Regions from separate parts of the Homo sapiens genome. Here region 1 is linked to region 2. The links are chromatin loops, found by intact Hi-C in ENCODE. Cell type or tissue: heart left ventricle. All regions are shown on one strand. Links, peaks and the distances in the headings refer to the core of each region. The heading gives the core; the rest is flanking DNA.

Region 1 (6,113 bases), core at 1-4,000, 1.2 Mb after region 2:
GAACTTACAAGGGTCTATATTTGGTTTGCTACTCTGCTCTGACCATCCTGAAATTTGTACTAATTTTATCTCTGTGTTTGGAACTGGAATCTAATGGGACATGAGAATGCACGTGAGCAGAGGAGATAAGGGACCACGCATGCCTACCATTATGGCAAACAGTAGTTAGTTTTGTGAGTTTCCACTGTCATATAGTCATGAATGAGCTATGAAATATAATTATGTCATTTCAGTGATTCTACTAATTAAACACTATATTTGCATCAAAAACTGGCATTTTACAATATAAAGAATAGTAAAATTGATGGTAATAATTTCATTTTTAAGTGTTTATTCACGTAGAACTACATTAAATAGCAACTTTAAAACACCATGAGGAACCATGAAAGAAAGGAAAAAACTTTAAATTTTAAAACCTTTAATGGCATTTTTTTCCTGCTGTTTGAAGAAGGGGACTACATTTTTATTTTGTACTAGGGCCAGCAAATAATGTAGCCAGCTCTGGTTATACCCATACAGGTACAGATAAATATCTATATATGTAATATAGATGCTGTATTGCATCTGTAATATAGCAGATGAATACTGGATGACACTTATCTGGATAATAGTGGAAGAAATTTGCAGATGTCAGAGTTAGAAGCAGTAATATTCTGGGGCTGGCTCCTACCATTCATACCAGCTCTCAGCAGCCAAGTGGGTGCATCTCACCCAAGTTTGCATTCAATGACATCACGTTGTAGCTTGAAACTGGCCAGGATGAAAGTATTCACATTGCAGAAATCAGTAGACACCACAAATCAGGGCTTTTTTTTTTTTTTTTTTTAAGACAGAGTCTCGCTCTTGTCACCCAGGCTGGAGTGCTGTGGTGTGATCCTGGCTCACTGCAACCTCCACCTCCCAGGTTCAAGCAATTCTCCTGCCTCAGCTTCCCAAGTAGCTGGGATTACGGGCACCTGCCACCACACCCAGCTAATTCTTTTTGTATATTTAGTAGAGACGGGGTTTCACCTTGTTGGCCAGGCTGGTCTTAAACTCCTGACTTCAGGTGATCCACCTGCCTCGGCTTCCCAAAGTGCTGGAATTACAGGTGTGAGCCACTGCACCCAGCCAGAGCTTTTTTATTCCAAAGAGCTGGTGTTAAACTTTTACCAGCATACAATTAATTGGTCAGAGGTTATCTAGTTCAATTTCCTCATGATGACAGAAACAGAGAGGAGAAGCAATTTTCCAAGGTCCCACCACTTCTAAGAAGGAGCTCATCATGTTCTGTTTCTGAGGTCCTAGCATGGAAAAGAGTGACCCCAGGGAGCCCATAGTAAACCAAAACCCAAAAATAACGGGCATCCAGAATCCTGGCAGATATCCCAGTGCCAGTCTGGCCTGCTCCTCCCGGCAGGATGCATGCCCTCCTAGGATAATATTGGGATTAACTGGGACTGGTTATGTCCTCCCTGGGTTGTCCTGTCACCAGGCAGGAAGGGTAACCTTTGTTTAGATATGCTGGGTCTCACTCCAGAACATGCTTCCTGGCCCATAATTACTTTCAGAGCATGCTGTTTCCACTTAGGGAAACCTGAGCTTCCTTCCAAATGGCACCGGACATGACCTGAAATTATATGTTTGCCTGCCGAAATGGACACACTAGTCAAGCCTGCTGCCTTCAAGTCACAATGGATTAAGTTGTAGGAGGGGGCCATGCTGCTGGGCGAAGCTGAGCTGGAAAGGGGGGCCTCTCATGAGTCTAGAAATCTGAGTTGTGTTTTCTCCACCCATGCCTGGACCAGCTCCAGGGCACAGCTCTGCAGCCTGAGCCACTGGGGACTGATCAGGGCCATGCTCTGCCTGAAGTCTTTGTTAGTTAATGTGAAACACATTTTCTAATCACCCATGATGTGGCAGGCATTAGAGATTCAACCCTGAGTGAAACGTTTATCCTGTCTTTATGAGGCTCACAGTCTGACAGCAAATAATTACAATTTAAAGGAGACTGTGATGTAATCCTTGAGAGAAGGAAACGTAATGTGATTAATTCCTGCTCAATGGAGTGGTGTGACAAGAGATGATATTCAACCTTGATACTGAAGGACAGGTAAGACTGAATCCTTTACTGTTTTTTCTTTTTTTTTTTTTTTTTTTTTGAGATGGACTCTCACGTCTCACTCTGTCGCCCAGGCTAGAGTGCACTGGCGTGATCTCAGCTCACCGCAACCTCCGCCTCCTGGATTCAAGTGATTCTCCTGCCTCAGCCTCCCAAGGTGGGACTACAGGGACGCGCCACCACGCCTGGTGGCTGATTTTTGTATTTTTGGTAGAGACAGGGTTTTACCATGTTGGCCAGGCTGGTCTCGAACTCCTGACCTCGGGTGATCTGCACACCTTGGCCTCCCAAAGTGCTGGGATTAGAGGCGTGAGCCACCACACCCAGCCTTTTTACAGTTTCTAAGCACTTGCATGAACATCAGTGAATTTCATTCTAATAAGCATGCTATCAAGTGAAATGAGAAAGATGGTACTGGAAATAAGGTTCAAGGTGATTTTTCCATGAATATGATTTGTATCTGTGTCACCACCCAAATCTCATGTTGAATTATAATCCCCAGTGTTGGAGGTGGGGCCTGGTGGGAGGTGATTGGATCACGGGGATGGATTTCTTATTAATGGTTTATCACCATCCCCTTGGTGCTGTCCTCACAATAGCGACTGACCTCTCGAAAGCTGGTTTTTTAAAAGAGTGTGGCACCTCCCCCTCCCTCTCTTGCTCCTGCTTTCACCAGGTGATGTACCTGCTCCCCCTTCCCCTTCTGCCATGATCGTAAACTTCCTGAGGCCTCCCCAGAAGCTAAGCAATGTCAGCACCACACCACCTGTAAAGCCTAGAGAACAGTGAGCCAATGAAAGCTCTTTTCCTTATAAATGACCCACTCTTAGGTATTTCTTTATAGTAATACAAGAACAGCCTAATACACCCATGATCATGTAAGTAGGCAAGGAAGAAAGGGGCTGAAAACACAATAGCTAGGAAAAGAGAGTAGATGTTAGTTGTCGTCTAACTAGAAAAGGAGTTGGTCTTAGAAATTAAAGTGAGGAAGGGGTGATTCTCAAGTCCCAAGATCCTGATACAAGGGCATCTCCCACGCTCTTCTCACTGGAAGTTATTGCCTCATCCCTCTCTCCCACTCTGGCTTCTTTCTGCAGCCCCTGGTTCCCTCAGTTCTGGAGACTCGAAGTCTATAATCAATGGTTGGCAGGATTGGTTCCTTCTGAGGGACATGGGAGAAGAATCTGCTCCAGGCCTCTCTCCTTGGCTTGTGGATGACCACCTTCATGTCATCTTCCTTCTACATGTGTCACTGGGTGCAGATTTCTCTTTTTTATAAGGACACTAGTCATATTGGACTAGGACCCACTCCTGATGACCTCACTTTAACTTGATTACCTCTGTAAGGACCCTATTTCCAAGTCCCATTTTGGGGTGCTGGGGGTTATGACTTCAACATATGAATTTGAGGGGACACTATTCAACCCACAATACTAAGCAAAAATTTCATCTACTCTCACAACACCCAATGATCCCCGGCTCCACCTGTTTCACGGAAAGGTAGAACTAAGCCCACGCATGACAAGCTGCCTGTCCACTGGTGCTATAGCGAATCCTCAGCAGGAGCCAGAAGCTGACCCAGCACACGGACTCCCAGCCCAGAGTGGTCACCACAGGCTCCTGTAAAGCCAGAAAGCAGAGGCTTCGGAACAGGAGTCTGAGCCCATCCAATACCATGTGGTTTGCTCAGGGAATCTTTTATTTACTTTAAAATATAGACATATAGAGAGCTGCATGTTCTCCAACATATGTGAAACAACCTCGGTTCAGATGATCTGCAAAACCCCAAATTGTCCCCATTAGGTTCCCAGGAACTTCTTTGCTGACCACTACTGGACCTCAAACCCCATGGCCTGGATGGCCTCCAGTGAGTCATTCCGGTCACTCCAGAGTCTGAAAATCCATCACATGACCCCCATTCCTGCCCCTCCTTGGCCACATCAGCAGAGCTTTCTAAGTCCATGCTCAGTTCAAATTCAAAAATAATGCTCTTTCCTTTTTTCAAAATCCTGCATGATCTTCTGGATAATCCTATCCTAGGTCTCCCATGGGTGACCTGACAATACAGGGGAAGGAATTTAGATTGGAGGCTAGGGAGAACTCCAAATGCACCCAGCATAGCTTAGCAAGCTTAGTACCTCTGTCTTGGCCACTCAAGCAGCTCTGATCAACCCCTGGGTTGAAATTCAGGAGACTTCCTGCGGCCGTGCTGGTAGGAGATTATTGGTTATGGAAATTCTGAAGCTACACCTGGTTCTCTCTGTGGCTCAACTGAATATCTAAGTAATGAACTCAACTTCCTGTGGATACCCTATGTAGGAGTAAAGGCTTTAAAATATGCGCTGGGGAATCAATTCATACCTCCAAAGGAGCAGGACTTCTTAGGGACCATCACCATAATTGCTGTCATCACCAGAACTTTGTGATGAACTTGTGAGCTATGACACAGTGTCGAGCTACAGACAGGGCTTCAGACTGAGTCTTGGCTCTCTGGTTCACAGTTAAAAGCAGGCACTGCAGAATAAACTGACTCTTAGACTGCCACTGTGTTGGTCATTTGCCTGTTTGGTCTGCATGCTAGTTCATTTCTGCCCTGTTCTGCACTGCAGAATACTATATTTCTTAGGCTTTCTTGCTTGCTGACTTCAGGATAGCTTTGACCAATGGGAGGCATGACAGAAGGCTGAAGGAAGAGGGAGGCCACGCTGTTTCTGCCACTCTCTTTCTGCTCTGGGCAGCATCTCAGGGAGTGTCAGCCTTGCTCCATGGCCCTAGCTCCCACCACACAGGCCAGCCATGGTCTTAGCTTCTGCAGGTGGCCCCATCCTGGTGGCCAGTAAAACCACCTCCCCCTTATTCCTCAGCCCTAGGGAGGAGTCTTGGAAGCTTCCATGTCATTAATTCCCATTTGGTTTCTCAGCTCTCCCGTCTCTGCATAACCAATTCCTTGTGTTCAACTCTTGCTATGTAACACACTCAGAGTGGTTTCTGTTTTCTGCCTGAACCCTGACTAATAGAGCAAATGACAGAAATTCAATCAAACTAGCCAGGAAGGAGAAAGAATTTGTTCTTCACAGAAGGAAACTGTGGGAAGGGCAGGGCGCAGCTGGGTCTCAGAGCAATTGGATCCAGAACTGTCTGTGTTGCTCATCTCTGCTCCTCTCTACAAGCCAGCTTCCTTCCCCCAGACAGGCTTCCTCCACATTCCTTGGGAAATTGTCCTGAGCAGCTCTTAGACTCGCATCTTTGGGCTCAATGCCAGAAGGGAACAACTGTTTTTCTTCTAATCCAATTTAAAAGACAAAAGGTAAGGGCTTCTATCAGTCTAGCTTGGGTCAGTGTCCACCTCCATGGCCAAGGGACCAGGGAACTGGTTGACAAAACCTACTAGAGTCACATGGTTGGGGAGTGTCCAAGAAAACGGTGCCAGAGTCACCACTTAAGTGATAAGGCTTATTAGGAGGCACAATCTCAAGGCAAAGACTTCTCACTCTCTCAAGAGAGAAAGGAAAGGGGTGAATGCAAGGAATGCATTTCCAAGCTACCCACAGCTCCACAAAGGGACACAGCCAGTTTCTGATTCACAGAGGATGTCTTCACACATCCGAGGCATAATCACTGCCCCTGAGAATCTTCCATCCCATAGAAGAAAAGAGAAAAAATTGTCTGCTGGATCCCTCGCATCTCCTGTCTTTCATAGGTCAAAGTTTTCTACATGAGGCACTATCTCCCCATGTTGCTGGGCTGTAGCCTTGCTTGGCATCTTGGGGCAGTCCCTACCAAAGGCATCAAAGAAGCAAGGAAAGCAGTGTGGCACTTCAGCAGAGACTAGAATGGGGAGGCATCTGAGGATCAGGTTGGATCAGGTTGGCCACAGCAGAAGCAGTAGAGGTGATGTTGGAGCTCAAAACTCATCCCACAGGAGGGAACCCATGGGCAGCAGCGTGACTGTGGCAGCAGACACAGAGGATCAGTCTCCATGAGCAAGCAGTGAGGTCCTAAGAGAAAAGAA
Region 2 (8,255 bases), core at 1,693-5,692:
GAGATGGAGTCTTGCTCTGTCGCCCAGGCTGGAGTGCAGTGGCATGATCTCGGCTCACTATAATGTTTGCCTCCCGGGTTCAAGTGATTCTCCTGTCTCAGCCTCTCAGTTACAGGAGATTACAGGCGTGCACCACTATACCCAGCTAATTTTTTTTTGTTGTTGTATTTTTAGTAGAGATGAGGTTTCATCATGTTGGTCAGGCTGGTCTTGAACTCCTGACCTCAAGTGATCCATCTGCCTTGGCCTCCCAAAGTGCTGGTATTACAGGCATGAGCCACCACGCCTGTCCAATGCTCATCTTTTTTTAAAAAAATAGACTTTTCACACTGTACAAGAACCAACACCTTTGTGATTTGTTTTCTGTTCCTGAAGCCTGCCTGTTCCATTTTGTTTCCTGAGCTGGCATTAAACATTGATGTATTCCTTAAAATGTCTCTTCTGTTTTTGAAACAGGGCTTTGCTCTGTTGCCCAGGCTGGAGTGCAGTGGCATGATCACGGCTTATTGCAGTCTCAAACTCCTGGTCTCAAGTGATCCTCCTGCCTTGGCTTTCTGAGTAACTGGGACTACAGGCATGCACCAACATACCTGGCTAATTTTTTTATTTTTAGTAGAGACAAAGTCTCACTATGATTCCCAAGCTGGTCTCAAACTCCTGAGCTTAAGCGATCCTCCTGCCTCAGCCTTCCAAAGTGCTGGGATTACAGACATGAGCTACCGTGCCTGGCTATTCATAACAATGTCAAGAGGGAAATACAATCGTTACTGTTGCATGTATATCACCATATTCACTATTTGTTTTGTGTACTGACGTAGGTGTCACAGTATAGTCAATAGGTCCTCTAGTTTTTGAAGATTTACATAGTGCACTTTAGCCTTGGAACTTAGTTCATTTTCATACATTTTTGGGGAACCTAATCTGTAAACCAAGAAAGTACTTATCTGCAGATACTCATTCCTTCAACAAAGTGGAGAAATTTGTCAACATGTATTGGCTGTAAGCATCATATATAACACTAGGGGGTGATAGAACATAGCCAGAGGAAGGAAAATAGCCTGGCAAGAATTAAATGTAAGGTTTGGAAGATCCATCTTGAGGGCATATATAAAATGGATACGAGCCTGTGTAAAATTACAGTTTAGTAAATACCAAGTTCTTTTTAAATTAACATAATATGACCAAGCTTTTAAAAAAAGACCAAAAGGAGTTAATAAGTATAGGTCTTCTGGGACAAACCACCCACAAATACATAATGAAGATGAACTTGGGTATATTTTCTATGATCTGCTCATTAGAAAAGTTGAATTTAGTGTTTTTATTTTGTTGATTATATTAAAAATTATCAGATACAAAAGCAAAACTTCAGTGATAATATATCATTAAAGTATATTTCATTGACTAAGACTTTATCAGGTGTTTCTTAAATTACAGTGTTTAGGTCTCTGGCCTCATTTTCAGGGTCTTCAAGAATTTTTTTCCTTTAAAAAGGAAAACTGGCATAGGAGGACAGTATTAAATACACCATCGTAAACACTGGACTTTGTAGTTGAGTAGACCAATGAAGACATGAACTGACGAGGGAAGCTAAGTGAGAGCCCAGACCCTGGCAAGTGGGTCAAAAGGTTACACTGATGGAGGGAGACACCCTGACAGCACTGCCACAGGGCAGAGCCAATGGGATGCTCAGTGGAAGCATAACTTGGAAACTTGGAGGGGAGCCAGGAGGAGAGGCATTCCTTTCTGTCAAGTGGGCACTCTTAAGGTGCATGCCTCACCTTCACACCTTCACACATGAAATGATGTAATTTGTTAAGGGTGAAGACCAATATTATAGGGGTGATTGGCTCTTCTCTTTCCTGATGTTCTTCTGAAAGTCTTTTGCACACTTCTCCCCAAAATAACTATTCTTTCAACTCAAGGCTGTTCTGCTTATATGCTTCTCTTCTTTGGTCTCTAAGTCATGATTAGCATTGGGAGGGCTTTATCAGGAATACCTAACACATGCACCTTGCTGTGAGCCAGGCTGCATTCCAAGGACTTGAACTATATAAACTCATTTAATCCTCATGACAGCTCTGCCCTGGGTATTGTGGGACCGTATTTTACAAAGCTCTTAATGACTTGACCCCTGCTTGCCTTGCCAGCTGCATCTATTGTCAGGTCCTGTTTCCACTCTAAGCACCAGCAGTACTGAACTTCTTTGAGTTACTTGAACAAACCATGCCTGAATACTGTAGCTAGTATTTATCGTACTCTTTCTGTTGGCAAGTGTGTCTCCCCCTGCACTGTCTCCCCTTCTCTTTTCCTCAAACTCATGGATTAATATTATTGTTTCCCCCATTTTACAGATGAGGAAAAGAAGCTTAGATAAGTTAAATGTCATGTCTAGATTATACACTTCAGAGAGGGATAATAATGTGGGGAAAGGATGAGCTTTGGACCTAGAAGTTATGTTATCCAACTTCAGCTCTGCCATTTACTCGCTTAAACCTCAGAGAGGACAGGTGTGGTGGCTCACGCCTGTAATCCCAGCAATTTGGGAGGCTGAGGCAGGGGGATCACAAGGTCAGGAGTTCGAGACCAGCCTGATCAACATGGTGAAACCCCGTCTCTACTAAAAATACAAAAATTAGCTGGGCGTGGTGGTGCGTGCCTGTAATCCCAGCTACTCAGGAAGCTGAGGCAGGAGAATCGCTTGAACCCGGGAGGCAGAGTTTGCAGTGAGCCGATACCACGCCATTGCACTCCAGCCTGGACAACAGAGCAAGACTCTGTCTCAAAAACAAACAAAAAACCTCAGAGAGTATAAGAAACAGATGCAGAGTGGCATATTGCGACAGATTTTGGTGATTGGGAGGGCCAACCCAGGCATGAGACAAAGGGATAAAATTAAGGGAAGAACAACAGAATGGAAAGGAAAGAATGTTTTCTCTTTTGTCTTTTACTTTATTTATTTATTTATTTATTTATTTATTTATTTATTTATTTATTTATTTTTTGAGACAGAGCCTTGCTCTGTTTCCCAGGCTGGAGTGAAGCGGTGTGATCATGGCTCACCACAGCCTCAACTTCCTGGGCTCAAACGATCCTCCTGCCTCAGCCCTCCTGAGTAGCTGAGACAATAGGCATATACCACCACACTCGGCTGTTTTATAATTTTTTATTTTTTAGTAGAGACAAGGTCTTACTCTTTCCCAGTCTGGTCTCGAATTCCTGATCTCAGGTGATCCTCCACCTTGGTCCCTGAAAGTGTTGGGATTATGGGCATGAGCCACTTTGCCCAGCCTGGAAAGAATGTTTTTGAAAGATGATGTTAATAAAGAACAAACAGGATTCCACTGATTAAATTAGGACATGTGCACATTCTGTGCCCCAAACAGGAGTATGAGTGTGTCACTTTCTATATAGGAAAATGAGTGCAGAGAATGGACAGCAGAGGGAGCCCTTGATGAGTTTTGACCATCAAGGTAAGAAGACGGAGGGAGTGACATTTTCCCTGGTGCTCTCAGACCATGAGCTTATTTCTCCCCACTCTATCTTTACTTCTTTACAATAATGGTTGTATATTATTTCCTAACAGAAGTGGCCATGATGTGCTAGCAATTATGCCTGTCCTCACAATTCTCTGTGAGCGTGCTGCTCTATTCCTTCCTCTTCACAATATGAAGAAAGTAAGGCTCAGAGAACTGCCCCAAGTTGAGTTACACAACTGGTACATAATTGAGTCAGGATTCCAATTCTTAGGGCTCTGGGATTCTAAGTGAATCCTCATGCCAAAGTCACTGTTCTGTGCCCTCACATCTATGGTCGTTTTCCCCCCTCTGCAAATGCAAAGGGGGTTAGAAAGACACTCTCAGAGTAACATAGTAGGTTCATTTTAGCAGGGACATTTCAGAAACACAATGTATTAACTCAAGGGAGGTACCCCACACCCAGCAGGCTTGTGGGAAAAGAAATGTGGAGGCTGGTGGCAATGGCAGTATCCAGGATGTGGATATGGGGGCTTTAAAATACCCCCATAATTTCCATTTACCACCACCCCTACCTGGTCTCTTATAAAAAACTGACATTATCTGAATTTTATGTCAAAAGCTTTGCAAATACAGCTTCAAAACCCTTCCTGGCTGCCACCTCCCAACCTTCCCTAAGCTCCACTGTGGCTGGCCTTTCCTGGCAGCACTCAGCCTCCCTCTGGTGAGTGATGGTGGGTTGGGCCAGGCTGTATGTGCTTAGAGACCCTCAAATTGAAGGAGCTCCAATTCCACATCCATAGTTGCCACAAAATAAAGACTCCTGTCTTCTCTCCTTTTTCTGGGACCCCCACTGCGTAGCTCGGCATGGGTCCAAGTCTTCAGGGGGGGCTCAGCAAAGACTTGGTGACAGGCTGATTGATGGATTCTCGCCTTGCCTGCCCTCTCGCCCACTCCTGCAGGCTCTGGCCCTGGTCCACTGTCCAGCTGCCTAAGGGGTCTGCTTTTCTTTGTTGAGTCAGCACCAATGAGTCAGGGCCAAAATCAGCTGCAGGGAGTGGGGAGTACTGCAGGAAATTGTGGGGTTGGAGTAAGAATTTAGTGGCCCTAAAGGAAGGTATAGCCAGGAGCATCTGAAGGGATGGCACTGGGGGAGGTGGTCAGAGGAGGACCCTCTCTGACCTGCTGATGTTGTTGACCATTGGCTCTTGATGGAGCACTTTCCTGTAGTAAAACACAAGAGCTTACTCAAGTCATTGCCTAGGGCCCTAAAAAAAACCCCAGTCTTGTGTCTTTTGTGCTTCAACTCTACTCTTCTAGAGATGCCAAAATGGAACCAAATCTCCATGAACTCTGCTAATGGAAGACGAGGAAAAGGCAGGTAAGTGAAATTCTCAGATACATCCCAACAGCAGTTCAACACTGTCCTTTTGCTGGAGCTGCTGAGTTTTCATCCTCAGTGGCTGATGGCATCGGCTGCCCTCCTTCTGTATTTGCTCATCCACAGGTTGTACACACTAGTAGTGTGGACAGGAGGAGAGTTGGATATTGCTGGAAGGTAGGTAAAGCTGGGCTCATGATGTGGCTCTATACTCAGATTTGCAGGCCATGGTCCCAGGGAATTTTGTTCATTTTATCCTACTAAGCCTCACAACAGGAGCCCGTCAGCCCCCTAAGACAGGAGCAAGGAACAATAATGGTCCCAGGAATGGAAGTCCTACGCCTTTTATAGAACAGCATTGGTGGAACACACCCAGGCTTCCCATATCCTGTGCCCAGGTAGACCACGCAACAAAGACCATGCAGCCAACAGACCCTCATGCGTCCTTCCATATTATTGCCCTTCTTTTGGTAGACAGAGGCCCAAAATATTTTCAAGGGGACATTCTCATTCTCCTTGGCCCTCTCTTGATGATCTATCTCTTGGGAATGAAGCTCAAGAGTCCAACTTAGCCAGGCACAGTAGCTCATACCTGTAGTCCCAGCTACTTGAGAGGCTGAGGAAGGAGTTGTCTTCACCCCTCAAGAATAGGGCAGTGGTGAAAACAGGTCTTGGTTTAAAAATTGAAGACTAGAGCAATCGTTACCACATGGTGATATCACAGATTCTTGGTGTATCCCAGACAGATGAGGTCTTAGAGATGACCTGGTGCAACACGGAGATTAAGAGGCTGGGCTCTGGTGTCAGGCCATTTGTATTCTATCAGTAATTATTCTTAGTATCTAAGTACTCTTAGTACCCACTGGGTAAGTTTCCTAACCTCTCGAGGCCTCTGTTTCCTGGTCTATAAAATGAGGATAATAATAATACCAACCTCATAGGTTGTTATAAGGATAAAATGAGATAATTTTTCTAAAATGCTTAGCCAGACACATGATAAGCAATCAATTTATGTTTGATATTTTTTATCACTATGTTATCGTCTTCACTTCATAGACATTGAAACTAAGGCCCTAAGAGGTAATGTTTCTTAAAGTCACAAAGGCAAACTAATTGTATATGAACATTTCCACTGATTGGAAATAAGGGGACATAAGCCAGGAAAGGCCAGGTTATGTTTCAGTAATAACTCCCAAATGTCCACTTCCTGCCTACATTCCATGTCCACTGTGGGTCAGCTGTAGGCTCTACTAGGTCCTATTACTGTCCTTGTTTCAGGACCAAGGTAGATGAAGTACACGGCCAGCCCTTTGGAAGTGACTCAGATCACTTCTGCCTACATTTCATGAACAAAGCAAGCCACATAGCTTATGGGAGTTCAACAGTATGGGTAAGCATAATCTTCTTACAGGGAGGTAAACAGATATTGGTGAAGAATAATATAATTTATGACCATCTGCTATCTAAGCAAAGATGATCTTAGTATGAGCTATCCCCTGGCATTAACCAATTGAAACACCTGCCCCAAGATGTCAAAATTGGTATGCGAAACTAGAAGACCCTTCTGCAGCATTAACAGGAACATCTATTGATGCCCACTCCTTGAAAAAATTTCTCAAAATCCCCAAACCATGGACAAAATAAAAACTTCCACTTACTGAATATTAATCACACTGTCATGTGGCTCACCCTAGGATGTCCTTATACCAGAACATCACAGAGGGTTCACCTCCCCTCTCACCTCTTAAAGTGTTTCCAACCTATCTCATCCTATTTCATTCCCTTTTGCATTTCATTCCATTAACATCTGATGGTTTGGTGCTAATTACTGGTCTAGATGGTAGAAACACAAGAGAAGGGGGCACTTATCTTTAAGGAAGGAGGAAAACTTCCCTCCAGTGGGGGGAGACTAATAGTAAAGTCAATACATAGAATATATTGTAAGTGCTGGTATGGGCTGAAGGCTGTGGAACCACAAAGGAGAGTCACTTAATCTAGCCTGGGAATGTCAGAAAAGTTTGGCAGGGGAAAGCTGAGGTTGCTGGAATTTCATTCTTAAGAAGGTGTGAGAATTATGCAACTGGTCATCATCATGATGATGTTGGAGACGAACATTTACATCTTTGTAGAAGCAAGTATTTAGGGTTCCTAGTATTTCTTATTTATTATCGAGCATCTTTTCTGAGTGTTGGGCATTGGCAATGTGCTAGGCAGTTAAATGACACAGTCCATGCCTTTTGGGACTTAAGTAAGCAGAGGGTCTCAAAGAATAGGTCTTTCTTGAAGACCAGAATAAGTCTTAAAGAAAAGGTGAATCTCCCAGGGAGCTTGTTCATAATGCAGACTTGTGGGTTCTACCCTAGATTTTCTGGATGTGGAACCCAGAAATTGACATTTCAAACAAGTGCCTGTGATACTTTGATCATACTTGAAGTTTGAAGGTTACTGCTCAAAAGACAGCCATAATATTGATGCATGTAGAGAGGGCCCAGGGAAAAATGGGTTGAGCTTATTGAACAAAGAAATACATTGGAGTAAAAAATATTTGTGTTACCTGTGAATCAGAGGCCAATGCCCTTTGAAGTGTGGTGTAAAGGTTAGAGAACTTGGCATTTCTTTTGCAAGGCTGCTGTTGACTTCAGTTCAGGACCATCTCTTCAAAACTGCTTTCTTGTGCTAACATGTTTCTTTTTTTTTTTTTTTAATTATGTTGCCTTTTATCTCTTCCAATAAAACAATTTTATGGCAGAATCTGGTACCCACTTTGTGTACAACAGCCAATTAGAGGTAAAGGTGATTAATGAATAAATAAAGGACTAATGACATCTCTCTGTTGGCTTACAGTTTACACATAACTTAGATTGGTCTCCATCTTTTTTTTTTTTAAGAGGGTCTCCCTCTGTTGCTCAGGCTGGAGGGCAGTGGCACAATCATAGCTCACTGCATCCTCAAACTCCTGAGCTTAAGCAATCCTTCTACTCAGCCTCATGAGTAGCTAGGACTACTGATGCATAACATCATGCCTGGCTAGTATTTTAAATTTTTGTAGAGATGGGATCTTGCTATGTTGCCCAGGCTGGTCTTGAACTCTTGGCCTCAAGGAATCCTTCTGCCTTGGTCTCCCAAAATGCTGGGACTATAGTTGTGAGGCACAGCACCCAGCCTGTCTCATTTGATTTACCAATACCATGGGGATAGATGTTCTTATTAGCTTCATTTTTCAGTTGAGGAAACTGGATTTGGAGAGGATAGGCAACCTACCCAAGGTCACGTAAGGTGACTGATAGACTAGCCATGCTGAGATGGGCTTTGTTGAGAACTGTCTTTGGGACTATTCCATCATCTCTAATAACTCTGAATGAGCAATTGGCCTCATTTATACCCAGACTGCCTCTGGCAGA

What was found. Peaks named below come from ENCODE experiments on the same cell type or tissue, not always from the same donor. Only the 100,000 strongest peaks of a DNase experiment are listed, where the experiment ranks them.
Region 1: a loop joins it to region 2, with 2.5 times the contacts of the local background. A loop is called at or near these places in 4 of 110 quality-filtered maps.

Annotation. Positions count from the first base shown.
Region 1 is chr2:217,728,027-217,734,139 of GRCh38, forward strand. All of the region lies in intron 2 of DIRC3 (disrupted in renal carcinoma 3), which reads right to left. Among named protein-coding and RNA genes, the nearest start is that of DIRC3, 59 kb to the right of the region's middle. In heart left ventricle, for the core only: no CTCF peak of the experiment used is centred there; a DNase peak (open chromatin) is centred at 1,801; H3K27ac peaks cover 540 bases.
Region 2 is chr2:216,515,921-216,524,175 of GRCh38, forward strand. LOC101928156 (a long non-coding RNA gene) reads left to right here and starts at 3,214. Exons shown (of 3, transcript XR_923872.3): 1 at 3,214-3,470; 2 at 4,794-4,854. In heart left ventricle, for the core only: a CTCF peak has its summit at 3,434 (motif pointing right); no DNase peak of the experiment used is centred there.